Regions from separate parts of the Mus musculus genome. Here regions 1, 2, 4, 5, 6 and 7 are each linked to region 3. The links are chromatin loops, found by intact Hi-C in ENCODE. Cell type or tissue: heart. All regions are shown on one strand.

Evidence for each region. Hi-C counts contacts between places; a loop is a spot of excess contacts. Peaks named below come from ENCODE experiments on the same cell type or tissue, not always from the same donor. Only the 100,000 strongest peaks of a DNase experiment are listed, where the experiment ranks them.
Region 1: a loop joins it to region 3, with 3 times the contacts of the local background. A loop is called at or near these places in 4 of 42 quality-filtered maps.
Region 2: a loop joins it to region 3, with 2.3 times the contacts of the local background. A loop is called at or near these places in 5 of 42 quality-filtered maps.
Region 4: a loop joins it to region 3, with 2.3 times the contacts of the local background. A loop is called at or near these places in 5 of 42 quality-filtered maps.
Region 5: a loop joins it to region 3, with 2.0 times the contacts of the local background. A loop is called at or near these places in 3 of 42 quality-filtered maps.
Region 6: a loop joins it to region 3, with 2.2 times the contacts of the local background. A loop is called at or near these places in 2 of 42 quality-filtered maps.
Region 7: it touches region 3 in a loop (4-fold over the local background); 2 of 42 quality-filtered maps call a loop at or near these places.

The regions. Positions count from the first base shown.
Region 1 is chr5:40,043,043-40,047,042 of GRCm38, forward strand. No RefSeq gene overlaps it. Among named protein-coding and RNA genes, the nearest start is that of Gm35191, 59 kb to the left of the region's middle. In heart, no CTCF peak of the experiment used is centred here; no DNase peak of the experiment used is centred here.
Region 2 is chr5:39,755,485-39,759,484 of GRCm38, forward strand. No RefSeq gene overlaps it. Among named protein-coding and RNA genes, the nearest start is that of Hs3st1, 110 kb to the left of the region's middle. In heart, no CTCF peak of the experiment used is centred here; no DNase peak of the experiment used is centred here.
Region 3 is chr5:39,830,283-39,834,282 of GRCm38, forward strand. No RefSeq gene overlaps it. Among named protein-coding and RNA genes, the nearest start is that of Gm35191, 150 kb to the right of the region's middle. In heart, no CTCF peak of the experiment used is centred here; a DNase peak (open chromatin) is centred at 2,499.
Region 4 is chr5:39,637,577-39,641,576 of GRCm38, forward strand. The region is part of intron 1 of Hs3st1 (heparan sulfate (glucosamine) 3-O-sulfotransferase 1); the gene reads right to left. Among named protein-coding and RNA genes, the nearest start is that of Hs3st1, 5.1 kb to the right of the region's middle. In heart, a CTCF peak has its summit at 2,099 (motif pointing left); no DNase peak of the experiment used is centred here.
Region 5 is chr5:39,923,240-39,927,239 of GRCm38, forward strand. No RefSeq gene overlaps it. Among named protein-coding and RNA genes, the nearest start is that of Gm35191, 60 kb to the right of the region's middle. In heart, no CTCF peak of the experiment used is centred here; no DNase peak of the experiment used is centred here.
Region 6 is chr5:39,435,675-39,439,674 of GRCm38, forward strand. No RefSeq gene overlaps it. Among named protein-coding and RNA genes, the nearest start is that of Gm25377, 83 kb to the right of the region's middle. In heart, no CTCF peak of the experiment used is centred here; a DNase peak (open chromatin) is centred at 2,327.
Region 7 is chr5:39,958,927-39,962,926 of GRCm38, forward strand. No RefSeq gene overlaps it. Among named protein-coding and RNA genes, the nearest start is that of Gm35191, 25 kb to the right of the region's middle. In heart, a CTCF peak has its summit at 2,263 (motif pointing left); no DNase peak of the experiment used is centred here.

The DNA of each region.
Region 1 (4,000 bases), 210 kb after region 3:
GCCCTACACTCAGTCCAATATTTGGCTGAAATCATTTGCCTATTGTCTTAGTCAGGGTTTCTATTCCTGCACAAACATCATGACCAAGAAGCAAGTTGGGGAGGAAAGGATTTATTCGGCTTACACTTCCATGCTGCTATTTATCACCAAAGGAAGTCAGGACTGGAACTCAGGCAGGTCAGGGAGCAGAAGCTGATGCAGAGGTCATGGAAGGATGTTCTTTACTGGCTTGCCTCTCCTGGCTTGCTCAGCCTGCTCTCTTATAGAACCCAAGACTACCAGCCCAGAGATGGTCCCACCCACAAGAGGCCTTTCCCCCTTGACCACTAATTGAGAAAATGCCTTAGAGTTGGATCTCATGGAGGCATTTCCTCAACTGAAGCTCCTTTCTCTGTGATAACTCCAGCTGTGTCAAGTTGGCACAAAACTAGCCAGTACACCTATGTAGTTTTCAGGCTCTGACAGAGCCTCTCAGGAAATAGCCCTATCAGGCTCCTGTCTGCAAGCACTTCCGGCATCCACAATAGCATCCAGGTTTGGCGACTGTGTATGGAATGTAACCTCAGGTGAATCTCAATGGACATGTGGGTTTCCAAGCCAGATGAGAAACGGTAGAGCAAAGTCCATACCCCTGACAGCTCTCAGATCACAGAACAAATGGGGCCTCTCTCTACCCAGTCAGGCTTGAGCCTATTCAACTCCAAAGAGACAAAGGCTATGTCTCAATAAAGCCAGTTAGGCATCTATTTCCTGATAGAGAACTGGCTTCTCAGAAATCATGTTACAGGCCAAGATCCTCCTCCCCAGATCCTCTGCACCCTGAGAACTCTAGTACCAAATGGCCAGTCATGGACAGGAAACCCACCAACATTGAGACTCTTCTATGTTTACCCAGTCATCTTAATCCCTCCTTAATCCCTTCTTGCATGCTGAACCTCATCTCCCTTCCATGTCTTTACATCCTCAAAGTTATTTTCTAGCATTCTGTAAACCTGACCCAGTGAGATCCATATCAATATCAGCTTTATTTTACTGCCAAATATGATTATCTTTAGGTTTCTTTAATGCTTACCTCTCTTTAATGCTTCTTTAATGTTTACACAGAGAGTATGTACTAATTTCTTCAATAGTTCATGCGGGATCATATTTCAATTTTCTGAAACAACAAATTCCCTTGATGGTGCACCATATTTTATCTTGCATATGATTTCAATATTCCACAACACTACTCAAAACCTATTTACTTTGGGCCTGCTTACTCATACAATAAATGTTTGCCAAGTAGCATAAGAAAGAAAAGTTTTATCTCACATTCACTAAGGGATAACCTGGGCCAGTTTTGAATATGTCATGTTTAAATATCTTTTATCTTTGAGGGAATGAAGAGCATCACATATCATGGTTGTTTAAAAAATATATTTATTTTATTTATATGTGTGGGTGCCTGTGTGGGATTGTGTGTTCCATGTGTATGAGGGCGCCAATGGAGACAAGAAAGGGTTTCGGGTTTGTTGGAACTGTAATTATATGCATTGGAAGTTGTCTGATTTGGGGGCTAGGAAATGAACTAATAGTATTAAATCCTCTTCATACTGAGACTCTACAGCTATTGCTTTGCTTTGTACCCAAATAATATAACTAATACTTAAACAGCCTTGGAGCTGGCTTAGGAGCACATACATGTCTCGGCATTTGTGAGAACTAAACATTCAATCATAGGAAACATCAGTGAGACTCTTTCCAAACACATAAAACAAATGACCAGAAATGTTACTCATGTGCTAAGCATGTATTCAGTGCTGAATTCAATCCCATATTCAGCGGGGGGGATCTACGCACCTGTGGACTCAGCACTCATGCTGAAAGTGGGATCATAACCTAGAGCCTGACACCGAGTAGGTATTTCTCAAATATTTGTGAGTGAATGGAAATGTTAATAAGTTCTGGTCCAACTAATATTATGCCATGTGATGTTCTGATAAACTGAATCTGATGAGCTACAATATTTCCTGTTTATCTCCAATACTCACAGGGAGATAATCGCTTGGACAGTTTATTTTAGTTGCCCTCAGGAAGAAAAGTCAAAGGCTGATTAAATAAACTATAACATATAAAGAGATGTTTTCCATTTGGGAGAAACAATGACTCAGTGAATGGGAATTGTCTATTTACTCCTGTGTGTATATACCAAAATAAAATAACTTAGTTTCTCCTTCAGGAAAGGGCTCACTTAAATTACAAAATAAACTTTTGGTACTCTTCAAAAGCCATTGATTTTATGTGTAGTTGTATTTCACCCCTAGAAGTTTATCTCTCATTCCTAATAAAATAGATATGGGCTTTAGGACCACATTCTTTTCGGCAAACCAAGGGTGGATCATAGTGGGAGAGACCTTATCACACCGTCGTTACATTTCACCCTGTTTATTACTCTTTGGCAGGGGCAAAAATCTGATCCTTATCATCCCTTCAGAGGTTTCCTGTGATTCTGGGAGAGGAAACGTTTCTGTGTTTGCTGTCATAATCTGCTTTCCTCATTATCCTTCATCTTCGTTTCCTCTAGAAATATAGTAAGGAAGGAGATTTTATATTGCTACTTGGAAAGACTTGCTCTTTCTTTTTCTTTTTCTGTCTTTAGTTCATAACTTGGCATCATTGAGAATATATTTATTAACCCTCCACTTAGAGTCACATGCTGCCAAGTATTACCAATGCAAGGTAAATGCTAATGTGGCATTTCCTATAATCAGAGACCAACTAATACCATAGAGAAGCCACTATACTAAGAAAGAAAACTTTATTAGAGTTACACTGGACCACATGCCAAAAAATGTATAGGTGGCAACTGCATAAACAGGCAGGAAGTGTCCTGGTAACCTTAGATTTTGGTTTGCAATGCTTACAAAACAGATCATTGTGCTGGAAGATGCAGCATTAACTTGCAATCTACTATGGATGGCTCTACCCCTAGATTATTTCTTTTGAACTAAGACTTAAAAGCAAAGCTAAATAAAGGAGAAAGTAGTCTTAAGCAGCTATAAGAAAGTAAATGAAAATTAGAAGAGAAATCAGTGAAATAAAAATACAGAATCAATAGAAACAATTAATAAGATAAAAAGGAGTTTTGTTGAAAAATATCAAAGATCCTACTTACTAATATTTAAAATAAGGAAATACTTTGCTACTGAGCTCATAGCTATTAAAAGATAAACAGAATGCTATGGAAAATTCTATAGCATTCCACAAATTTAATGATGTATAAAAACATGAACCAAATATTATTTTATTAAAAATTAAAGAAATAATTAACTCTTTCCTGAAAGCATAAGGACTAGACAGATATTTTATCCATAGTAAATCATAACAAATATTTGTGGAAAAAATCAACCATAATTTCTGTCTGAAAACTGAACTAGACCAAAACCAGGCAAAGACAACACTAAAGTGCAAAATCAGAGTGGTGTCTTTCCTAAGCATAGGGCCAAACACTCAAAATAAAAGGCAGTAACTCTCCACTTCATATATCATCATTACCAAATGACCATCACCCTAGCTCTTTAAGCTGAAAATAAATCAATAGGTTTCAAAGAAAAGAAACTGCATTTGCTAATTGAGGAGGAGCAAGTGACAAATCCTGAGACATACTCACGATCACAATTCTCATAAAATTAAGAAAGAGGAACAACTGTCTTTAGTAGACACACAATCATCAATTAAAGTACTACAGATACAATCTCCTTTAATACACATATATAATAGTGACAAACTCGGTTCTCCCTTCCAAGGTAGAGGAACACATGACTATCCCCATCACTATTTCTCCTCAACATTGGACTGGAAGTCCTAAGTAGTGCACTAATATGAAAAGAGAAATTTAAGTATAGATAGCAAAAGAAATATGTAAACAGAAAACTTTATTCATAGTTGACCTGATGGTCTATGTAGAAAAACTTCCTCTGTAGCTGTGGACCCTCCACATTTCAAGGCTTCTGGGGTAGGA
Region 2 (4,000 bases), 75 kb before region 3:
ATCCGCCAACCCCGGGTGCACACCTTAAATACCCTACTGACTCCTCCCAATCACCCCAGTCTCATAACAGCAGTCCATTGGTTCACAGCAAGTGATGACACCTCAGGCGAGCTGACGAGGCATGGCGTCTGCGCAGTGCAGGCAGCTGGGATGTGGCTAAGTCTGAGGTAATGAGGAAGTCAGGCGCAGGTCATAAGACCTGGCAGCCATCCCGGGCGCCATCTTGGGGCAGCGGCCACACCCGCTTCTCACAGGGAGAGGGGAGAAAAAAGAAACCAAATGTTTCTTATGGGCAAACTGTTCAGTCAGCATTAGAGAGAGAGCCTCAACTTTTTCTGGTATTATTATCTTAAAGCCTGTAACTTCAATGGGTATCCTCAGGTCAGAATTACTGTGAGTAAAAGTGACAGCCCTTATCTCCCTGTGACTGTGAGTCTTCTTTGTACAAATACAAATTAAGTCCTACTTTTTTTTGCCTGACTAGGAGGGAGAGAACAATTGGTTGCACACAGCTGATCAAACTCATCACTGATCCTTCAATAGAGTTTTCCTCTTTCTGTCTTCTCTGGGGAGAGTTTGCTAAGATGCCTTTGGTTGTACTATACACATGTTGAATAGTCCCTGTTTCAGGTTGCCCTAACCCAGAACAAAGTCTCACTTCCTCCTAGAGTTTTAGCCAAACCATGGGGCAACAATTAGATTGTCACTGCCTGTGCTTCCAAAGGAACCTCACTACTTAACAGGCACAATCTTGTATGATTCCCCTCTCTCTGTCCCATCTACTTTGTTCTTTCCCCTAAAACATCCCACTGCCATCTAGAGAACCCCTGTCCCAGTTCTCACTAGCTTGGTACTGCTTTCTGCTTGAGTGTTATTGTGATCCATTATGTTTGCCCTTGCTTCCCTCTGTACTGACTTTCAATTACCTTTTCTAGGAAACATTTGCAGAAATAAATCTACCAGTGATGCCGTCCACATTAGGTACATGTAAAGGCTGCCTCATCATCTGATTTCATTCTTGGAGATATTTCTTCCTTTTTCCCCCAGTGATCTCTTTACAGTCCTTGTAAAATGGTTACTGTAGCAAAGTGGAGCCTCCACAGTGTCCTTTAATATCAACAAGAATGTAAGGACTCAGGAACTGAACCTATAGGCTGAGAAAAATAGAGTCAATAGGTTATCTAAATGACAAAGAGTGTTCCAGAGTAACTCCTGAATTATGAAAACCAAAAATTCATAGGGACTCAGCAATGTAACTGTAACAAAATAAGTTTGATGCAGGCTAGAAAATATTTCCTACTGAATATTAGCTATGTCTTTCTTCATCAAAAAGATCTAGGCTTTAACACTACTTATTCATGTTGGATTTCATTTGGCTGTTTGAATGTACAAACACATGCACACAAACACATTGTTGTTTTTTTTCTCCAGGGACACAGAGCCTGGGATGTCCTGGGAGAGTGTAGGTAAGAGCTGTCTTGTTCAGCAGGCTGTCCTCCCAGCTCACCCTGCCCTGTGCACTCTGCTGGGAGCACGTGGCAATGCCTGGCTTCTGATGTCCCAGCTCGGATTTGAACTCCAGCTCTGCCCGTTCCTGCTGCAGGATGTTTGCTAAGTGATGATCTCCATCCTTACTATTTACAAAATCACAGAAACTGCTTGTGATAATCGCGTGAGAATGAAATATAAAACTGATCAAAAATCTTCAAACAGGACTGTCACTTACTCCATACCTAATTTTAGTTACCCTTTGTGGAGAGCCGTGCCACGAGCAATCGCCATTATAAGATGGCGCTGGCTTCCGCTGTGCCTAACTAGTAAACAAGCCTTGTGCACAAGTGCGAGAGTGAACTCACACCTAGTCACTGCCCATCTCGGGGCGTAGTAATGAGGTGATGGGGAGCAACAAATCAGGAGCTGACACGCCACATCAGGCGCTGAAACACCACGCTGAGGGCTATATAAGCAGCACCATTTTCCGGGGTCTGGGTCTTCTCTCCTTAAGGAGCAATAAAGCTTGCCGCAGAAGAATCCGGTTGTCCGAGTGTGTTCTTGCCATCGAGAACGATAGCTTGGGACAACCCTTGTTTATGAAGAGACGCTAATCACATTCACAAACCATAAAGGGACTGGCACAGGGTCCAAAGTGGCATATTCTTCTATTCTTTTCAGACACTAACAGGTTAGAAGGTCTCCATGGAGTTTATCCCAGGGACTTAGTAGGTTCTCATGTAAAATAAGAGCAATCCTATCTTTTCTCAGGGCTGCTTAAATGAGATACCATATTTCAATGGATATCTACCAAATGTCATTTTCTTTCTACCTTGCTTTTGTTGGAAGAAGGAAGTAATGGGAGAATTAACAAGAAAAGAGCTATATAATCTGTGCACATTGGTGATTTGTTGAGACTTTGTTCTGAGCTAATATTTCAGGCCAGACAAGTCTTGACTTTGAAAGTTTTCTCTCCTCTTTCATGGTACTGGGCATCTCTATGCTGGACAACCCATTTGGAAGGAAATAGGGTGGGTGATTGGAAATGGTGACTTTCTTGTCCTTATCTATGAACCTCTAAAAATTCAGAGCTAGGAGTGTCTTTGCATGGGATTCTGTTTATCTTTCTTCATGTGTCAGAGCACTAAGACCAAAATATCATTGGTGCTCTGTTTGGATACCTTGGAACATATGGCCATAAGTCAGTCACTAAACAATTGAAAACAGAGATGACATTCTTCTAACAGAAGACTGACATAATGGCTAAATGAAATAAAGGAGTAACATCACAGTGACTGGCAGACATTAAGTAGTGCCTACTAAATTCAGCATAGCCATTGCTAATCGCCTCTCAGATAAGTACATGTAGATAATGGGATTAGTGCTCATGTGGGTGTGTGGGAGTCAGTATGCCTGTCTCTATTGGTCTAAAGAACAAGGAAGAGGACTTGAAAAGCTATCTTTGTGTCTCCTACTTAAAGGTATTAGGACTTCTCCCTACCACCTGTGAACAACAGAAGGCATCTGGCACAATGCTTGCAAGGTGTGAGTGACCTCCTTTGCAGTACAGGACGTCAGTCTAACTTACCAGGCAGTCAGATGTCACAGAAAAGGAACTGGTCCCATTTTTTCCCTCCTCCCTCTGCCTCCAGGAATCTCTACTTTTTCATCTTAAAATTTAGACTGATAGTATCTACCTGAGAGTTTATTCACATTACAGATTTGCAGAATGAGACTCAGAGACCAGCACTTGTTTAATCTTCGTGCCTTGTGCTCTCACTGTGTACCAGACATTTTACTATCTCTGAAGTGTAAATTTAAAGGGACAGCTACTTTCTCTTGGGACATTTAATTACTGCGATATTATAAATATAACTGGAGAATTTGAATTCTTACCTCTCTTTCTTGTCTTTGTATAGAGATACTTTATAATTTGGGAAGCCCTTGACTTTTCAATGTCTGTACTCTGCTCCTCAGGTAAACTTCAAGTTCACTGTGCCTCAGACAACTTTATTATTTTTAAAACAGGAAGTTGGGAGAAGTACTTTCAAGCTCAAGGAAGTTCTATGGTGGGAGGAACACAGGAGCAGTACAGAGAGGTACTTTTGTGTGAGCAGTTGGGGAGCTGCCAAATGTCTAGTAAGAAAGGAATCTGCCTTTATTTAGTGAAGGAAATGGGGTTTTTCCTTCACAAAAGCTGAAGGAGATCTGGCTTCTCAGATATAGGTTCCCACTTCACTTCTCTTTCAATGAAATGCAGCTAGAACGAGGCCTCATTGCAGACACTCTCCAGGCTAACGGAAGATAGTAGTGGTTTGTGTCACAGAGATGGCACAGAGAATGAACACTTCCCTGCAACTGGCACAGTTCATGTTGGGCACTGAGAGATTAATTATTACTTTATCTCACAACCTGGAACTGGGAGATATGGGTAAATTCTTGCCCCTCTCCCTTGGTACCACTGTATTTCCCAGAATTCACTATGGGCTAGGTCATATGAGGGGAGGGG
Region 3 (4,000 bases):
GGAAGGAAAACTCATTAACTTATTCAGGATGGGCCAGGGGGGATGAAGACTCAGTTGATAATTATGAGGCCTAGAGTTTTGACTCTTAGCATCCATATAAAAACAAACAAACAAACAAACAAACAAACCAAAACCCCAGCAAAATGTACAAACAGACTTGCTGCAAACTGGTGTGGAAGAAGTAAAGACAGGCAAATACCTTGAAATCGCTGCCTAGACAGCATAGAAAATGAGGAGGCTCCAGTTTCAGATAGGGATCAAGTCCCAAAAACTGAAGGAGTGAAGGTGGTGAACAATGGAGGAAGGAAGAAGACAACTGATGTCAATACACATACACACACACACAGACATACACACACACAGACACACAGAGAGACATACATACACACATACATACAAACATACACACACACACACATATAATATAGACATACATACAGACATACATAGAGATATACATACAAACACATAGATACAGGCACACACACACACATATACAGACAGACAGACAGACACACACATACATACATACATACAGACAGACAGGCATACAGACAGACAGACACATACATACACACAGAAATATACATGCACAGAGAGACATACACACACATACACACAGAAATACACATACACACAGTGAGACATACATACACACATAAACATACAAACATACACACACACACAGACACAGAGAGACATACATACAGACATACACACACACAGACATACATACAGACATACAGACATACACACACAAAGACACACAGAGAGACATACATTCAGACACATATACACATACACACAGACAGACATATGGACATACACATACACAGAGACAGACAGACATACAGACACATACTCACACACACACAGACATACACATGCACATACACACAGAAATGCACATACAGATACCCACTAACACACAAAGATACACACAATACACACACTCGAAATGTTCACAGAGAAAGAAACACAAGATTTTCTGATTTCCTCCTGGACAGTAGCTTACTGTATTTGAGAGAAAAAAATTCTCTACTTCATAAAAAGTGCTCTACATCATGGGAACACACCCTTGTCCTGCATTGTGTAACCTGTTCTAGGAAGTAAGGAGCCCTTCCTTCCTCATTTCTTCTTCAAAACCCGCTCCTTCCCAGGTTTTGTTTTTGGATAACATGACTCACTGGGCAACCCATTCAACTCTGGTTTCCTTTACTTTCTCCATTCCAGAAGGTTCACGGTGATTCCCTCCACATGTGTTCTAACACTTAGGTGAGAGATACTGGCCCAGAACAGGGCATTTCTTGGCTGGTGGAAAAACCTATCTGACTCAGTTGACCTGCATTTCTGGAAATGCAAGCATTCATTCGCAGGACTCCCCCAAATGCAAATGTCCTTCTCAGGATTCCAGCAGAACCAGCTAAGTCAGTTGTGCAGGAACGTGTTAACCCTTCTGGGTCCTAGAGATTTCTCACGTGTGACATTATGCGATACGAAGGGGCTGCTCCACACCCTCTGCTTCTGGAGTCTCTGAGCAAGAGGCCTGCAGAAACTTTGGCCATTTCCCTTTCTCTCTTCTTCCCGGGCCTCTGGTGGGGTTTGAGAGAGGCTCCTAGCTCTGCTGTTGTTTCCCAGCAACCCTCCTTTTCCTCTGAGGCAGCAACAGCACTTCAGCCTTTAGCCTTGAGTTTTCAGGTTCTACTGAAAGGTGTACTTTCTCACTCTCTTTATAACTAGAGAAATCGAGTCCTATAAGACTTGTTTTGCACTGAAGACACTTAGCATAATACCAAACAGTAGAATTACTCTGTCTTTAAGGTTTGCCTTAGATGTGCTGATATCAAGACCAATGAGGCAAGGGTGCAAACATTTTTTTTCCACCATTCCCAGCATTTAAAAAATTTCTCTCAGTGAATGCTTGTTACATTAATGGATGATTTGGGCACTGTAATAAGGATCATTAAGATCGAGTTCCGTAGTTGCTTTACATTTAGACTCTTGTATTACCTCCAAGTGAAATATATGCCATAGTATATAAGGTTACAGGCTTAGTAAATTTTGGACATTTAAAGCTATGCCTTATTATCTGGAGGAACTCATTATTTTTATTAACTTCACCTTGTGATTAGTATGAGAGGGGTATTATTATATTTTCTTGTACAATGAGTCATTGCTATTTAACAATGTATTTGAGCATTTTTTTTTTGCTTCGTTTTTAGTACATCAGACATGTGAAAAAGTTTAAGGTGGTTTGAATGTCTATTGGTCTCAAAGACATTCTGTAAGTGGCTGAGTGAACAAAATCTAATAGCAGCACGGAGACTTTAGCCACACCATTTGTCCTTTGAATCTGCACATTGACTGTAGGCATCTGATGAACATGAGCCGAGACCCAGCACACCAAGCTCAATTTCTGAGCCTGTGTACCAGCCTCTACCTACATGACTCATTTCCTCACCCTCCTTATTTTGGCTACCTTCCCAGCCTTTCGGTTATGACCTTTACGGAAATCTCTTCTAGGTACCTTTCATTCTCCACAGTTTCCCTGCTTCCTCAGGGCAGGGAGCTTGGCTCTCTCTCCATCCTTTATCCTCAGGTCTAGTTCAATGTGTCCCAGAGTGAACCTGAACAGTGAATGTTCTCAACTTATTGGATTGTTTAATTCTACACAACCTGCACACACACAGTGGATAGCATTGGTGATCCTTGTTGAAAATGGACTGTTTTGCAACCCCTTTGCTATTTGCTGTGTGGAGGAGGCTCTTCTATGCTTTTCCTAGTCTTCTGTCAGTAAAGGAAATCAAAGAGGGAAAGTCACAATAAATTAACCTTCTTTTCAGGCTGTTATTCTGGACTGAGCAATCAAGATAAGGATATCCTATAACCTTTTGGCATGCTTCATGTCTACATAGCTAGATTATGATCTCAGAGAAATCTAGTTAGCCTTTCTCACCAGTCACATTATGAATCTGAGTCTGAAGGTAAAGTTACAGAAACCAAAGTTTATGGCAATGGATTTGGTAGTGCCTGACGTGGTTAAGACCCTTTCGTTCAGACTTCCGTTTTTCCCATTAGAAGTTTGAAAACACAGTCTTCAAAAAGATAGGCACTGGTGAACTCTTTTGCTCTTTTCTTCCATGAGTGACAGCAGGACTAGAAAACTTACCATCCAAAATAAAATATACTTGGTAAAGAGGAAAACCACCATGATACAGAATAATTAGCACTGCTATGGTGGTGGAGAGTACATTTTATTTTTTATTTAATTTGTGATAATTTAAGATCATCTGTGATATGACAGGGTAAATTGATATGCAATTAATAGTGTAAATATGATTGGTTCTACAGTTATTCTGATTTTGTCTCTTTTAAAAAATCCTTTAGTGCATGTTTCTTTAATGGATGGTTTATGCTTGTGGGAGACATGGAGTATAGAAATTAATAAGTATATACAACCCTCATAGTTAAATATGTACTGTGAGCCACAGCAAGAGAGACAGAGATGGGTTGCAGGCAGCTTTTGTGTATGTAGTGGAAGACTGAGGACATTTTACATACACAAAAGCTGCCTGCAACCCATCTCTGTCTCTCTTGCTGTAGCTCAAGCACATATTTAAATATGAGAGTTGTATATATTTATTCATTTCTATACTCCATGTCTCCCACAAGCATACACCATCCATTAGAGAAGGATCTTGATTCTCTTACATACTTCTGAACCTCTGCACACATACAAGTGCACAATGACTTATGAAATGCATTTGTTATTGAGATTTTTAGTTTTACTGTTGCTCTAAGGGCGAAGAGATGTAATCACACCCATATCACCATGGACACTGTAATGTGAATTTATGCACAGAAATGCCCTCCCTTCAAGTTCACTGATACAGCCAATGTCACAGATTAGTCTCAAACTCCCAACCAGCTACCATGGGCACAGTTACTATACAAGAAATGATTTTCATTTCAGCTCTTCAGTATTGTTGTAAATGAATAT
Region 4 (4,000 bases), 190 kb before region 3:
CTACGGAGGGTGGATGGGTAGGTTAGGCAGGGGTGAGGGGGGTGGAGAGGGGTGGGGGGAGACAGCTGGTATTATTGCCAGCTGCCAAAGCCAGACCTTATCATTACCACATTCTTTCTGAGTCAGAGGGTTTGTGTGTCTAAGATCGCCTCAACAATGAGCTCCTGCCAAAGGACTCAGCTGAATTTATACTTTGTAGACCCCAAATAATTTATTGGGTTCTCAATAAATGGATCCACACCAATTCTGACTATGCTTTATTCTTATCCCTTTTTTTCTGATACCTCCCTCTCTCTTTAAATATTTCTCCCCCCCATGAAGAGCCTTCCCCACCCCCCATTTTCTCTGATGAAGACTCTCAGGGTTTCTCTTTTGAGCTAGTACTTAGGAACAGACACGGTGTTCTAGAAACTGAAGCAAACATACACCTCCAGGTCTTCGCTCTCATGGAGCGTATCTCCTTGTCTCCTTGTGGGGGAGTTCAGCATAGTAAGCAAGTGAGTCAGTCAAGTAGCAGGATGACGATAGCTAAGCACACTCAGGGGCCACACAATTGTCTTAAGAAAGACCAAAAGATTTGAAAAAAGGGAACTGTGACGAACGAGGCTTATCTCTGAGATAAGCCCACTGAGGACAGCTAAAAACACTTCCCACCTTTGACACACAACCTTGCTAGTTTATCTGACTGCCTGGAAGTTCATCGGGAACTCAAAATATTTTCTCATCTCCTGGACAACTGTCTATCAAGAAAAGCTGGGTAGATTTGGAAGATGGCCTCTAAGGGTACAATCATCCTTCATACTTTGAAAGAAAAAAAAAAACAAAACTAAAACTAAAAACTTTGCTCTCAAGAGTCAATGCAATAATACTTTTTAAGAAAAGTTAGTGTCAGTCAAAGAAATTGTCAATAAGGAGGGAATCCAGGCAAGGAAAAGAAGTGGGAAGGTACACAGGCAAGTTATTTCTGGCACAAATGTATGCACATTCACTGTTCAATTAAAAAGGCACTGGGTACCAGTGTTCTGAGCAGGAATTCTCCACAAGGACATCTTCCCTAAGCCCCTCCAGAGATCTGGTGATCCAATCCCTTGTGACACTGATGCCTTCCACCTTGGTCTGTAATATCATTGATTGGTTTGGTGGTCCATCACTATACCTAATACAAGGTCTGGTGCAAGGCTTGTGTTCAGCATGCCTACCCATCAATTAAAACAAGTTAGGCCTACAGAGAAATATCAGAGATTAATTTGAAATTTCGGAGTCCAATCAAAACTCCATATTCCCACACTGAAAACCATTTTGTGTCAGATCATGAAACTTGACATGGTCACACTGAACTAGAGCCCAGGCTAACTGCCTTAGGCCCCTCAACTTACCAGCAACCCTGACTTTTCATCTCACACTTCCCTGATTTTTGTTTCCATCCTTAGCATATACCAGTCTAAGCAGGAGGGATTTTCATTAGTTCTCCCGCTTTGTCTTCTACTAGATGTGCACAGTGGTGAGGGCTTCCATCTGTTTTATTCCCCACTGTGTCACTGGCAGGAAGAACAGTCAGTAGAGCGGGGTTGGAACTCAGCAAATGAGTTAAAGGTGTAAATGGGATTCTAAAACTGCTTGCAGAGATAAAGACCAGTGACATCCCGAACTGGCTGAAGCAGATCACGAGGAAGGAAGTGACTATAGCATCCATACCCCTTTCCCCACATTCCTGTTGTGGCCTTACAGGTAAGATCTTTCGTGAGAGTCACATTCCAAGCAAAGCTTCCGTCTATCCCAAGCACTCAGAAGCCAATAGTCTGCAGGTCTGTGGGAGAGCTCCGAGGTCCCTTTATAGGAAAACGCTCTGCACACTCACGTGTGTTATTTAGACATGTTGAATAGGCTGCTAGAAACCGATGTCTGTAAATTTTACATAAAACTGTTAACCTGTCATTTATATTAAACATTAAACAAACCCTGGCAAGGTTAGGTCATAGGTTTCACTAGCAACAGAGTGTTGGATCTGAGCTGTAGACCCATGTTTCAGTCCTATGCAGGCTGCTTCTTGTCTGGCAGCTGAAGGTACTGTCATTTGCGCCCCCTGCTGGAATGTTACCAAAAAGCAGGCAGTATGCGGAAGGAAAGAAAAAAAAAATTAGGAAAGATGTCCTTTGGGATCTATTTCTGTTATGTTTAAGCCTTTCCTTCAAAGAATAATGTATTCATTTTTCTAGTCCTCTCCCGGTAGCACATAACTATTGACAAACTATGGCCCAGTAAATATTATTCTAACGGCCTGCAAAAGCTATGGACTTAATTCCCTGTGGGTGGAGGGAGCTGAGAAGGCTTCATGCCAGAGGCAGTCCTGAAGATGGATTGTGGAGGCTGTTTGCATCAGCTGCTTAAGATGCTGCTTAACGCAGACACAAAAAGTAAGCTGTCTGAAGACTCGGTGATGCCTCTAGGATCTAGGGAGATGCCGAAAATCCAGGCTTGGAAAATGAGAAGGAATGAAGGGGACCAGACTCCAGGGATCATGTCAAGATGGTACCCAAGGAATAGCTCCGCTGGGAGCACATCCTGAGACTTGGATGCTGCTGCTGACGCCAGCCACTTGATCCATGACCCAAGTTGATGATAAACACTCTACAGTTTCTGTGTCCTTACACTTCTCCCTCCAGATTCCAATTCCCTGGTGGGATCATTTAACTGAGTTCAGGGCTACAAGATACAAACTAGGAAAAGAAACTCTACCTCCAACTAGGAGCATCTCTCTGACCAAGACAGTGGAGATTCTATATAGAAAAAAATGATATTTGGTTGCTGGGTACCTTCCAGACACTTAGTGGGACTTTGAGTGGTGATGGAGGGAGAGCCCCCCCCCCCCCAAAACAGTACTGAAGTCTGTAATGAGAACACATAGATCTGAATTTCAATCTGGAATCCTCTGTACCTTCAGAAAACTGACAACGTTTCCTAATCTGCAGATTCGCAATTGTTAAAATAGAAATTATACCATCTGCTCTTTTGAATAGCTGTGAAGATTCCGTTCAATCATTCATTCACTTTTCCAAACCCATCTTGGAAAATGCATTAAGTGTTTGATACTGAACTAGGCTCTAGGGACAAATTCTGAAAAAAGAGAAAAATGAAAGATAGAAAGGCAAACACTTTGTGCAGATGACCAACTTAGACAAGAGAGACCACAAAACTGGTTATGCTTCACTCTCCCCCAGCTGAGTCACTGTCTTCTAACTTTTCTCTGTTTTTGATTAAGCAATATTGTCCTTCCCTACAAATATATCTACTTAAGACATATGTACACACTAAACTTAAAAGTAAAACTACAGCAAAACACTTTAAAAGACAAGGGATGTAGGTCCATTAGTAGAGTACTTGCCTAGCACACTGGTTTGAACCACAGCACTAAAATAACTGGATGCTATAGTTTATGTCTATAATCCCAGCACTTGAAATTAGGAGCGGGAGAGCCAGATGATGTCCAAGGTCATCTTTAGCTACAGAGCAACTTGGAGGTCAGCCCAGGATATATGACCCTGTCTGAAAACAGACAAAGATGAAAAAACAACTCTAAAAGTTAACGCTGATCCTGGAAATTGTAATTCTTAGAAACAGTGAGGCTCAGAGATGACGTAACTCATGGAGAGTGCACATAAGATGAAACTTATTTAAATCTGCCCTCATTTTAGGTTTAGTGGCTGTGATGAACTCCGATGCAGGCACACCCCAATTACAATTAACATGAACATTAAGTAGATATAAAATATAAAAGCCAGAAAGGCAAATTAAATAATCAAAATTTCACAAGTGTTTTGTAGTCAGCAAAATGTCTTTTAGGTGTATTTTATCATTTCCTCTTAATCATTCTCCAGTCACTAATCTACAGGAAAGACTAGGAGACGAAGAGAGAGGAAACAGTGGGCCTAAGGTCATGGGGACAGAGGCTGGCCTCATCACAGCCTTCAGTCTCTTGCTTTCTTGTTTAAGAAAGGGAGTC
Region 5 (4,000 bases), 93 kb after region 3:
TGAGTCCCGGAACCAAGGTGGCGCCCGCTGCTCCTGAGGCTGAGGGCTTCTGAGCCAGGCGGACACCTGTCCTCTGGTCGGGAAGGTGGCTGGATGTCTGTGGCCCAAAAAGGGTGCTGCCTCAGCGGCTCTGTGGCTCCGCCTGTCCCAGAAGCTGTCTGCTTCTGTGGTGCACACTCTCACCTGTGCAGACTAAGTTCCTAAGTTCGATAAATTGAGTTTCTTAATCAACTGAACTGTTAAGATGTTTCTTCCCAAGTCTCTTTCAGTGTTCACTGTCCCTCTTTCTTCTTTATCCAGTTGAGTTTAGGATCATCTAGGAAAAGGGACACTGCTGGATACATAGAAATTTCCTTGACTGTCAGAATGGCTGCAGGAAGTGAAACCATGGGTGAAAGTAGCTGGTCAGAAATAGAGTCCTATTTTGACACACACTTTTCGTAGTTCACACAACTTCTTCTCTAAACTTCAGGCCCCTGATCTGCCAAATAAATGAACAATAAGGACACATGTTCCCATTCCCAGTACTATGGACAATTCTTCATTATCTTTCTATTGTACATTTATCTATATGCCATAGCAATAAATCTTTTACATAGGCTTGATAAGCCAGTTAAGTAGATATATTTTTAGTTTATGCTTTTGTTTGAACTGCTCCTTCTGACCAAACATGCATTCATTGAAGCAGTGCTATTTATAAATAATGTGACTTTTTAAAAACCCTCTATTTTTAGCTTGAGCAAAATCACCACTTCTTTCCTGCTGAAAGAGCAGTCATGCACCAGAGACTTTCTTTTGCTTATTAAAAAAACAGAATATGAAATCATTTCCCAAATGATAAAACTCTGCATTTTCACTTTGTCTTTAAGATGCTCAAATAATCTTAGCTGATGAGGGTTCCTTATCTAATGATAAAACTGACAGGAACTGAGAACATTATCTTTTATCTCTCATTTTCAAAAGGGTTTAGCTATTGAGGACCAAAGAGTTCTTCTCCTCTTGAGCAAGAACAAGTCACAGGGAGTATGCACAAATAGTCATGAAATGACAGTACTGATACACAATAACTTGGAAGCACAAATGCTGCTGTTTTCTCTGGTTTCACCAAGGCTTGGGAAAGATGATCTCTGAAGTTATTTCATTTTTTTTAACAGAAAGCTTCAAGGTAGATCAAGATGAAATACATGTGTGTATGCTTTTGTGAATTGTTCTTTCTATGTATCCAGAGAAAAGATAATATACAGGTTTTGGACACATGAGGGATTTTTTCCTTTTAGTGTCTATCTTCTATCCCTGTGTATTAATATATGATTCATGTTTCTGTATATACATGGAAATAGACAGGCCTAAAGCTTAAATAAGAACAAATATCTTCTCTTCTCTTCTCTTCTCTTCTCTTCTCTTCTCTTCTCTTCTCTTCTCTTCTCTTCTCTTCTCTTCTCTTCTCTCTCCTCTCCCCTCCCCTCCTCCCCTCCCCTCCCCTCCTCTTCCCTCCCTTTGCTTTCATCCCTTCCCTTCCCTTCTTTTCTTTTCTCTCTCTTTCTGTTTGTGTGTGTCTCTCTGTGTGTGTTTGTGTGTGTTCTCCCACAACTTAACAAGAAATTCTTGTCAACACTGCTTGACCAGAAATTCAAAGGTCAAACTCAGAAGGAACTTTGCTACTATGGTCTTAACCTCCACTAAACTAGATCTTATCAAATCTCTTATGTTGTACTGCAATCTGTCTTTTCTAGACAATTAGCCAGCTAAGGTACCACCTATGCTCTATGTGCATTAGCACTCTTTTCTGTGGTTTTTAGTGGAGCAAGAACTGACCAATACAGGATGCATTTGCTTATATTCCTGTAGTTAACTCCTTCTAGAGCTTCAACAACATCCAGAGTTTGTATTTGATTCTACCGGTCCTAAATAAGAAGTTTGTATAATGTTCTCCCAATAGTTGAGTGCTGTCATATATATCTTTTTTATTTTGATAACCCTGCAAAAAATTAATATTTGAAAATAAGAAGTGAAATCCCTGATTATCAGACGTTTAACTGTTTGTATTTTCTAATTCTAATATACAGAACTGTAGGATAACATTGAAAAAAAAAACAATAACAGCAAAAGTGCAAGCACTAAGATCAATGTTAAATAAATGGAACCTCATGAAACTGAAAAGTACTTTAACATAAGTGATAATGTCAATTGGACAAAGGGGCAGCCTACAGAACGGAAAACTATTTTAACCAACTCCACATCCAATTCATGTTGAATACCCAAAATATATAAAGAACTCAAGAAGTTAGATGTTAAATAAACAAATAATCCAATTAAAATTGGGTAAAGATCTAAACAAAATTCTCAACAAAGGAATCTAAAATGGCTAAGATACATTTAAAGAAATGTGTAATATCGTTAACTATCAGAAAAATGTAAAAACTACTATCAGTAACACTAGTGGCAGCAAATGATGGCAAGGATGTGGAGCAAGGGGAATACTCTTCCGTTCCTGGTGGGAATGCAAACTTGTAGAGCCATTATGAAACTCAATATTTCAATTTCTCAGAATATTGAGAAGTAGTCTACCTCAAGACCCAGGGCACTACTCTTGGTCATATACCCAAAGGACACACCAATCCTACCACATGGACACTTGGCACTTGCTGAAATATGTTCATTGTGGTTTTTTTTATTCATAATAGTCAGAAATTAAAATCAACCTGAATATCTCTTAACTAAAGAATAGATGAATTAAATGTGGTAATTACACAATGAGGTATTTCTCAGCTACCAAAAATAATGACATCATGAAATTTTATGCAAATGACTGCAACTTGGAACGAACAATTGTAAATGAGGTTACTAAGACTCAGAAAGACAAATATCCTAGGTATTCACTTGTAAGTGGATTTTATCTGTTAACTAAACAATCCAAAGACTCAGAGAGTTTAGGTAAAGAAGAGTGGTTTAAGGGTACACCTGAACCTCCCTGAGAAGGGAAAATAGAATAAATATTGTGGATAGACTGGGTATAGGTAGGGACAGGCATAGGAAAGATTCATGGAGGGAAAGGGGTAGAGAGTGCTTGCAGAAATAGATCGAGTAGGGAGACATGAAAGGACAGTGAAATGTATGAAGGTGATCATGGTGATGATTCCATGTAATGGAGGATACAGACTCAGAACTGGCCATCATTTGTAGCCAGGCCAGGGTTCCAGTGACTGGGTTGCGTTTGCTTAAATTGTAGGACAGGGGGTACTGTGGAGATCCCTAAACAACGCAGGCTAATGTTAGGACAAAAAAGTTGTTCTCTGAAAACTGACAGTGGGGCTTCATTACTAAGAGCAACATTCACACAGTCCATTGAATGTAGACTGTAGCAAGGACAAGTTGGTGCTTGCATGGAGTTTTCAAACCTACACTCTAGTCTCTTTGGCATGTAAAGGTACTCTGAAGAATATGAAAAGAGGTATTTGGACAACAACTCAGCCCCAAAACTCTTATCCTACAATCTGATCTTCCCACAGGATGTGCTGGGGCAATAGTGGGATAGAATTTATGGGAGTGGCCAACCAATATTTGGACTAACTTGAGGCCCATCCCACAAGAGGAAGCCCATACCCTATACTGCCTGAATGTCTACCAACCAGAGTCTGGACAGCCTAGAGACCTAGAATTTAAGCAAATAAAACTGGTGCTGCCCTCCTGCACAAAAAAATTAATGAAATGATTCCAGAAAAATTATCCTGCTATACTCAACATATGTTGGTTTCTTGTCCAACTGTCACTAGAGAGGTATCTTCTGGCAAAAGATGGGGGTGGGTGCAGAGACCCACATCAGACAGTATGGAAAGAGAGAGTATAAATTAGAGGTCTCCCTCCCCTATGACATTAGGGAACCCCCCAAAAATGGGGGTAGGGAAGATTGAAAGAGTCTTAGGTAACTGAGGACATCAAGCAAACATGACCCACTATATCAACTAAGTAGAGGCCATACAGGCTCACAGAGTCTGAAGTA
Region 6 (4,000 bases), 390 kb before region 3:
AACCCTGACTAAGACAACATGGCTAGTCAATTTCTCAGAAATTTCTCATATCTCTATGTTAACATTCAATGAGTGGATGAAGCAAAGTTTATCAAAGTTTACTATGTCTTGCTTGGTTAGTCTTTAACAAAATAGTGCTTAACAAAAGACTGTTTAACAAAACATCACTCACTGGAAGCAAGTTAGAGAATATCCACAATAGCCCATCTATCTTTCTACCTGATAACTAGAAAAACCCTTAATCTCTTTGAGAATAAAGTGGCCTAGCTGGCATTCTCCCTCCCCCCAAAACTGGAAAGAAATGAGCAAAGCACAAGGCTCTAAGAGTCATGGTTTTGAACTATGTGTACTTCTCAGGGCTAACATGCTGATGATTAGGTTGTCTCTTGGGGAGATCCTTATATGTTCCCAGACAGAGCTCTCCAGCCTTTGATGGATGACATCTTTTGATGACATCCTTTGATGTCCTTGTCTCCTCTGATATATTTGCAAGCTGCATTTACATCTGGGCCCTATTTGCAATATCTTTCCACTCATTCCTGCTGCTGAACCAATGTTAACAGCACATCGATGAGTCAGATATCCCATTGGCCTTGCATTCTATCTTCCATTTTCAACATACTCCAGGGTCCCTGAGAACAGAACAAATTATCCGCAAGTGCCACATGAGATCATCTTGACATAGTGGGGCTCAGGTGTATCAGCAAAAATTGATAGATATGTTTATTCTTCTTGATTGTTCTCTGCAGAACAGCTGTTTGTATCCTGGGGTAGTGGATTCAAATGTTTGCCTACTTTTGCCTGGTCTAAGACTCTGGTCATATCCATTTTTTTTCCATGTATCAGTTTCCCTTCCATGACAGTATAGTTGTGTACTTGCGGAAAGTCTGGGTGCTGATGGATGAGTCCCCTGTAAGAGTGGAACTTCCAATTGGTTATGGCCCTGTCACTTTCCTATGAAAGCCCTGGAGAGAAGGACCATGGCACCAAGGCTTAGAAGCTTTGCAAATCCAGAGTATAGTAGAGGAGTTTGCTTTCATTAAGGGCTGGAAAACTAAATAAATGGAAGAATGTCTGATTGATTTCAGGTCACACAGAATAAACTGTCTAGGATCTAAGAGATCTGTCATGAGACAGTCAGAAGGCTGAGCCTACTCTAGCAGGATTTAGAAGGACTGTTGTCCAGGGCAACCATGAAAATTATATTACATTGGTTTATATATAACCAACATTGAGTCTTCACCGATTACTACAAGGAATTCCTATATTGGTGATTTTGTTGCTCTATATTATATCATTAAATTTAATCTAAATTTATCAATCTAAATTTAGTTGTCTGTTTTAACATTCACATTTTCCAGCACACTTTTGTGCTTTGTAAATTTCAAAAATTTTAGCGATGCTATAGATATAGTGAGAAAGCCAAAGGAAACCAAACACCATCAAGCCTTTAGTGCTAGAATGAAGTGAATCTAAATCTCCACTCTGACATTTGCTGATTGATGGTCTTTAGTCTATAGAAGGTCTTCTTTCTATTCTATGATAGGGAACCCCAGAAACTACATATGTTGTGTCCTTGTAATAAGACACAACACAAAGTAGATATTCAATGTGTTTTATAGTCTTCTTTATCTATAATTGTTATATAGGTCATGTTGGCCAAAAGTTCTTAATATTTACACTTTACCTCCCAAGTGCTGAGATTAGGGTTCGTACACCACAGCTAGCTTCTTTCTTTGCTTTCTACAAGAAAGAATAAACAGGACTCTACCTATTGAAAGCATGTCACTATTTGCATCCATCTGTTAACCAATAGTTACATCCATTAACCAATACCTACATTGCTCTCTGCATCCATTCATTAACCAGTAGTTGCATCTATTTACCAGTACCTACATTGTCTTCTGCATGCAGTCATTAACCAGTAGTTACACATCCATTAACAAGTAATAACATTGTCCTCTGTAGCTGATTAGGCACTGGGATACAGCAACACCCTTGACCCTTGCACTCAGAGATCAGTGGTTACACCTACTTTTGTATTGAGCTAGAACAAATAAAGATCCTTCAGGGTGAAAAACTATGGGTCATCATAGGCTTTCATATCACTTTTCCTCAAAGGACTTAGTCCAAAAAGTGTGTTTAAGGAGAAATAAGCAGTACATGGGATTCATCAAAAACCTTTTGTCAAAAACACAGCAATGTGTTTGATAGAGGAACTGCCCGAAGTGGCCTCCCTGCAGCACTCAGCATTGTAATGGCTTCCTGAGAGGAAGTGTGTGGATAAGTGCCAGGAGGCCAGGCACTTGATCTTCGACCAATGTAAATATTATCCCACTGCTGCATAAAATGATGTTCTCTGCTTTTGATCCATTTCCTCTTGATAATAAACAACTCAGCCAAGTCCCGGTGCAAAGCATGATCCATGAAGCTGTGGAAGCCTGGCTCTACTAATTAGTCTTATTAGACGGGTTGATATGGGAAAGTAATCTCTATTTCTTTCCAAGGAAGGACCTGGATTTTATACAGACAATGTTGGGTGGAGCTCTGAGGTTGTGCAATTTAAGTCTTCTGGACACATTTTTTTTCTACATTGTACTCTAAACAAACACAGAAGAGAATAGGAAACCATCCCACCCATCCCTGGGTTTTATTCCTGTCTTGGCTTTATCTTTTCTGTCGTCTGACTATAACATTTTGACCCTAGCTTTTGCTTCTTCATGTCTCAGAGTTTAGCTCTTTTCTATACACTACATTTTGAGTGATTCAGTAACCCCATCCAGCAATGCTGCTGATCTTACCTCTGAGTCAGAAACGGCCTATGTCTCAGAACAAATCAGACAATGTATGTGAAGGACAGTGGACAAAACAAAGTTGGCTTCTATAGATCTCCCTGGGGTTTAATGTCACACTACGATACAAGTTAACTTCTGCTTTGGGTTGGACAAAATAGAAATTAGCCTCTTTGTTGTATTGATTTGAACTAATTATAAAATTATCCTAAATCTTCAATCCTAATTTTTAAGGTGAGACTACAGTAATACCCCAGCTAATGAGTGCATTAAGAGATCTTAATGAAATAATGCACACTTATTCCATGGTGGCTGCTTATAAATATGGCTCTTTTGTCCTTTGCATAGAATATTTTTGTGAACTTGCCTCTGAGAATGTTCCTATACAAGTTTTTTTTTTCAATTTCCTCATAAAACCAATGAATTAGATGAAAAGGGTGCTCCCTCAGGCAAGAGCCATTTCACTTTGTGCATAAAATTCCCCAGGATGTAGCCCCTGTGGAGTAAATCATCACTCAGAGTTTGTGAATAGCTTTATGTGACAGGTGTGTGTGTGTGTGTGTGTGTGTGTGTGTGTGTGTGTGTGTGTGTGTGTGTGTGATTGCTTTTAGAAATACAGAGACTGTGAGGTGGAAAATGGCTATCTCCATGGCCCTTATTTGTCTCCTGTCACTGAGCCCCTGATTCCTCACACCTGCAATTAGCACTTGGAGGCCTCTAAAGCCCCCTGCCCGAAGATGCTTTTTACCTGTCTCTCACAGGGACTTTGTTGTGTCTTGACGCTAATATACCTGGAATTATTCCATTTCATCAAGTTTTAGGGTGACAGCAAAGATGAGAAATCATGAAAATCCAAACCCCGCAGTATCTTCTGTCTCCTGCACCAGCTTGAAATATCTGATGGATTCCTGGAGCTACTTTGTAATACTAACAAATGCATCAAATTTACTTCAGTTTCAGTCTCTGCGTGTGTCCTTTTGCTCTTCGGGTTAATTATTTCCTGAACCATTAGAAAGAGTTTGTCTTTGAGAGTGTGTCCATCTCCTTCTTCTGTGGGTTAGGAATATTTGTTCAGGCCTGCAGCTCAGCATCCTTCAGTATTAGGAACTAGAGGATATGTTTTGGAAGCATTCATATATTTCAATGAATTCTCCAGTGAAATCATCCTATCTACCCCTAAATGAATTGTCCAGATAAAATTATCCTTA
Region 7 (4,000 bases), 130 kb after region 3:
AGTGCCCCCCTTATCTTCCTGGGTAACCATAGAGCAAACAAATTCTTCCTTCAACCGTCTAGTACACAGTATAAGGATTTGAGGGCCCAAAGCAGAGAGTTGAGTTGACACTGTTTAATAAGTGTCAGTGGGTCACAGAAAAGCTGAGAAGAATGGCAGACTATCTTTAGGAGGTAAAATAAAAGTCCCAAGGAAGCGAAATCCTCGGAAATGGATTAGAGTAGAAATTCCTTGTAAATGTTCTTGAGCTCAGAAACCCAGCCTATGACAGACAAATTATATTCTGATATTGATTTTAGAGTGTCTTGAAGTTGACATTAGGGAAAACTCATCAACGTTTGGGCCTTGACATTTACAGTTTAAAAAAAAAAGTAAAAATCTGAGGAGAAAATCAAAACAAAAAAAATGGTGTTGAATCTGAAAAACAAAAATAGACAAAGCATTAAACTTTAGTGTTTCAAATAAGAAAAAAGTACATGTATATCACAGCTTACCACAGAAAATCCATTTAAAATTATTTACATTGAATAATTGAATAAATTAGAACTTATGTAGAAGTGAGCAATCAATAGCACTCTGAGTGAGTTGGGGTAAACTGAATTCCTATGATTTCTGACAGGAATATTAGACCAAGAAATAGAGACCTAGTTATAAAACCCGGATTCTAAAAGGCATTTGGCAAAGAAGCTCATGGTCTCATCACAGTGACGACGTAGGAAAGTGGGTTCTTTGACATGATAATAATTGAATGCATAGGTGTCCATGTATATTATAAGGAAGGAATTAATGAGTGAATGTCAAACCCAGCAAAGGTCTGCAGCCAGGCATCATCCGGGTGTCTTCTCTTCAGACTTATTCACTACAACATTTTAACTGAGCAGTTATCTGACTGCAGGGACATAGATAGCAGTTGATGAGATGTGACATGAAGGGCTAACTCTCCTGCACAGTGGGATCAAGAATCTTATACACAATGATCCAAAAAGTGTCTTTAAATTAAAGAAGAAGGAGGAGGAGGAGGAGGAGGAGGAGGAGGAGGAGGAGGAGGAGGAGGAGGAGGAAGAGGAGGAGAAGAAGAGGAAGAAGAGAGAAAAGAAAGGGGGTGAACTCATTTGTTATGGCTTTTTCATCATAAACCAAATTGGAGGAGGTAATGCTGGTCCTTCACTCGATCATGTTGCAGCTGACCCATTAGGGAGACAAGCCTCCAGCTGAAAGGAGTCTTCTTGCTTTGGGTCTGTAAGGAAAATGCCAGGAGCTTAATTCCTGTTGTGGTTGTGTACTGAATTTGCATACTTTATCTGCCAAAGAGACTATCCAGCCTAGGATTTCCTGACACACCAGTGAGAACACAGCTCAGGTTGCTAGGAACAGAGATTTCCAAACAGATGCAATCTAAACAGGAATCAAACAAGAACCACAAGGTAATGTGCTAGGAGGAACTTCCCCCCATGAAAGTACCTGATGGTTGCCCAACAAAACAGTCATCAGCTCGCTCATATAGATCCCAGGTAGAAGAGATGTCATGTGAAAGCAACATTATAAAGCAGTCCATCGAACATCCCTCTATTTCCATAACAAAGGAATTGGTAAGCTGCTCTTTGTTGTATTGGAGCCTCAGTTTGGCCAGGGATGGTCAAAGCATAGTAGGTAGCCAACACTTTCATGTTATGAAAAATCAAAAAGAAACGAAAATTGCTACTACTTCTTTATTTTCCCCAATCCTTTTTTTTAATCTTCAACGTTATCAAGACCCTAGTCAGAAAAGTCCACGTCTTATGCCAATATTTCATCCTAAAAACAAGTTTCTTTTGAGTTATTTCACGTTCCATCACATCACCTTTTCCCCATTCATTCTTCATTTCTTTTATTATCCTCTGAGCACTAACCAAGTATCAACTTTCTGCTAGAAAAAGTGAATTGATTATATCCCTATTAACCTTCATAACCTCATAGCATAACAATGGAAACCCAGAAACACCACCAGGTGATTGTTCTATATCACAGTGAATTAGTGACCAGAGGTAAGTCATGAGGGTTATAGAAAGAGAGAATGGAGTTCTGAACGGATGGCCACAGGGGAAGCACCTAAAGTTTCTGATAGATGTTAAAATTCAATCAATATTTAAAAACAAATCAAAGGAAGGCTTTTGTGGAGCAGACATAAGCTTCCCAATTTCTTTCAGACTTAAGGAAATAAACTTCCTTCTTCAGAAAGTCACACAGGTTATAGGCTCAAAATCTTGGTCGGCACTCCCTCTAGTGGTGAAACCTACAAACTACCCTTTTGCTTTTCCTTTGTTGCATGAAAATACTTCTTCGGTCAGGAGTTCTCAACCTGTGGGTCCCGTGATCCCTTTAGGAGTTGAGCACACCTTTTCAGAGGCTCCCATATCAGATATCCTCCATATATGATATTTATATTATAATGCATAAAGTATCAAAATTACACTTACGAAGTAGCAATGGAAATAATTTTATGGCTGGGGGTCACCACAACATGAGGTTCACAGCATTAGGACGATTGAAAACCACTGGCTTATATATTGCCCATAATAATTATTTAAGGTGTAAACATATATTTAAGAGTTTTGAATTTGAAGAATAAATAAATACTACCTAGAAACATGTCTGTGGAAGTCATTTAATAGCCACAACAACTATGAAAACATAAGCAATTGATCCTACCCAGTTAGGATAAGTGTCTAAAACCATAGAACAAACTTGCAAAATCATGTAAGCATGTAGACAGAAAAAACAGACAGGGAGGAGAATTTTGATATTTGTCCCAAATAATTTTCTCAGCTCAGAAAATAAACCGCTTCAGCAATCACTTCTTAGCTTTTTATTTGAAAAGTCATGCATTTAGATAGTCCATGTGTCTCAGTTTTATGAGGGTAATGTTGATTGTACAAGTGCATTATATAATTACCAATAACATCTTGTTTGTTAGCTTTAATGCACCCCATTTATATGATTTGTTATGTGCCTTAAATATATGGTGTAGGAGTAGGCTTTTGTGTGTTTGTTTCCTGTTTTGTTTTCTTTTGTATTCTTTTCTAGGGAGAACTAGGCTAATGGGGGGAGGGGAAGGGATTGTCACTGAGACATTGAGGTTTGCTACCTGATTAGTATCAAACAATGCACTTTTCTGACGAATCTTTGAAGCTAATCTGACCAATGTCTCAGATGAATATACCTCTGTGTCTTAGTGAGTAAAGATAACTAGAGATTAGAGAGAATATGAGATGTGGATATTTTCATGTATTTAATAACACGTACGTTTTCCAGGGAGTGGGGAAGTCATCTTGAGTCACATATTCCTTTGCACCTTTTGCCTCTTCCGAAGTCCTTATAAAACATTTCACACCATTTTAAAGTAATTCTAAAACATTGCCATTTATGCTCAACTCTAAAATGCTGTCTTAAACGAAATAAAGTAGGGGTGATAAAAGATGATAAAAGGTTTTTTTTTTGTTGTTGTTGTTTATTTTGTTTTGTTTTTTGCGAAGTTTAGTTGCTCATAGCCACCACAGCTGCATATTTGGTTCTGGTTAAAACCCAAACATTAAATATCTTTAACATTGAAAAATAAGCCAGGAGGAGTGGAGAAATTTATTTAACACCATACAATGGTACAAAAGGCAGTCACTAAAAATAACAGCAAAGAGCTCTATTTACTGGAATGGGAAAATGGGAAATCATTCATAACATGTCATCCAATGGAACAAGCAGTTACGGTCAAACGGCTGCAATATTACTAACAATTTAGGCAAAATTATAAAATATATAGTTATATGTTTTATATGAATTAAAAGTGTCCCTGGAAGCTGCTCCAGGATTCATGGGTATAAAAACGGTAAGAGAAAATAAACGTTTGGAATCAGGTCTCTCAAAGCCGTAACCAGCAATGTCAAGTCAAACTCTTGCTGGAAATAAGGAGCCCAGATGTAAGACTTACTTTGGTCTCTGAATTCTTGAGTCTTGACGGTTCTTGACT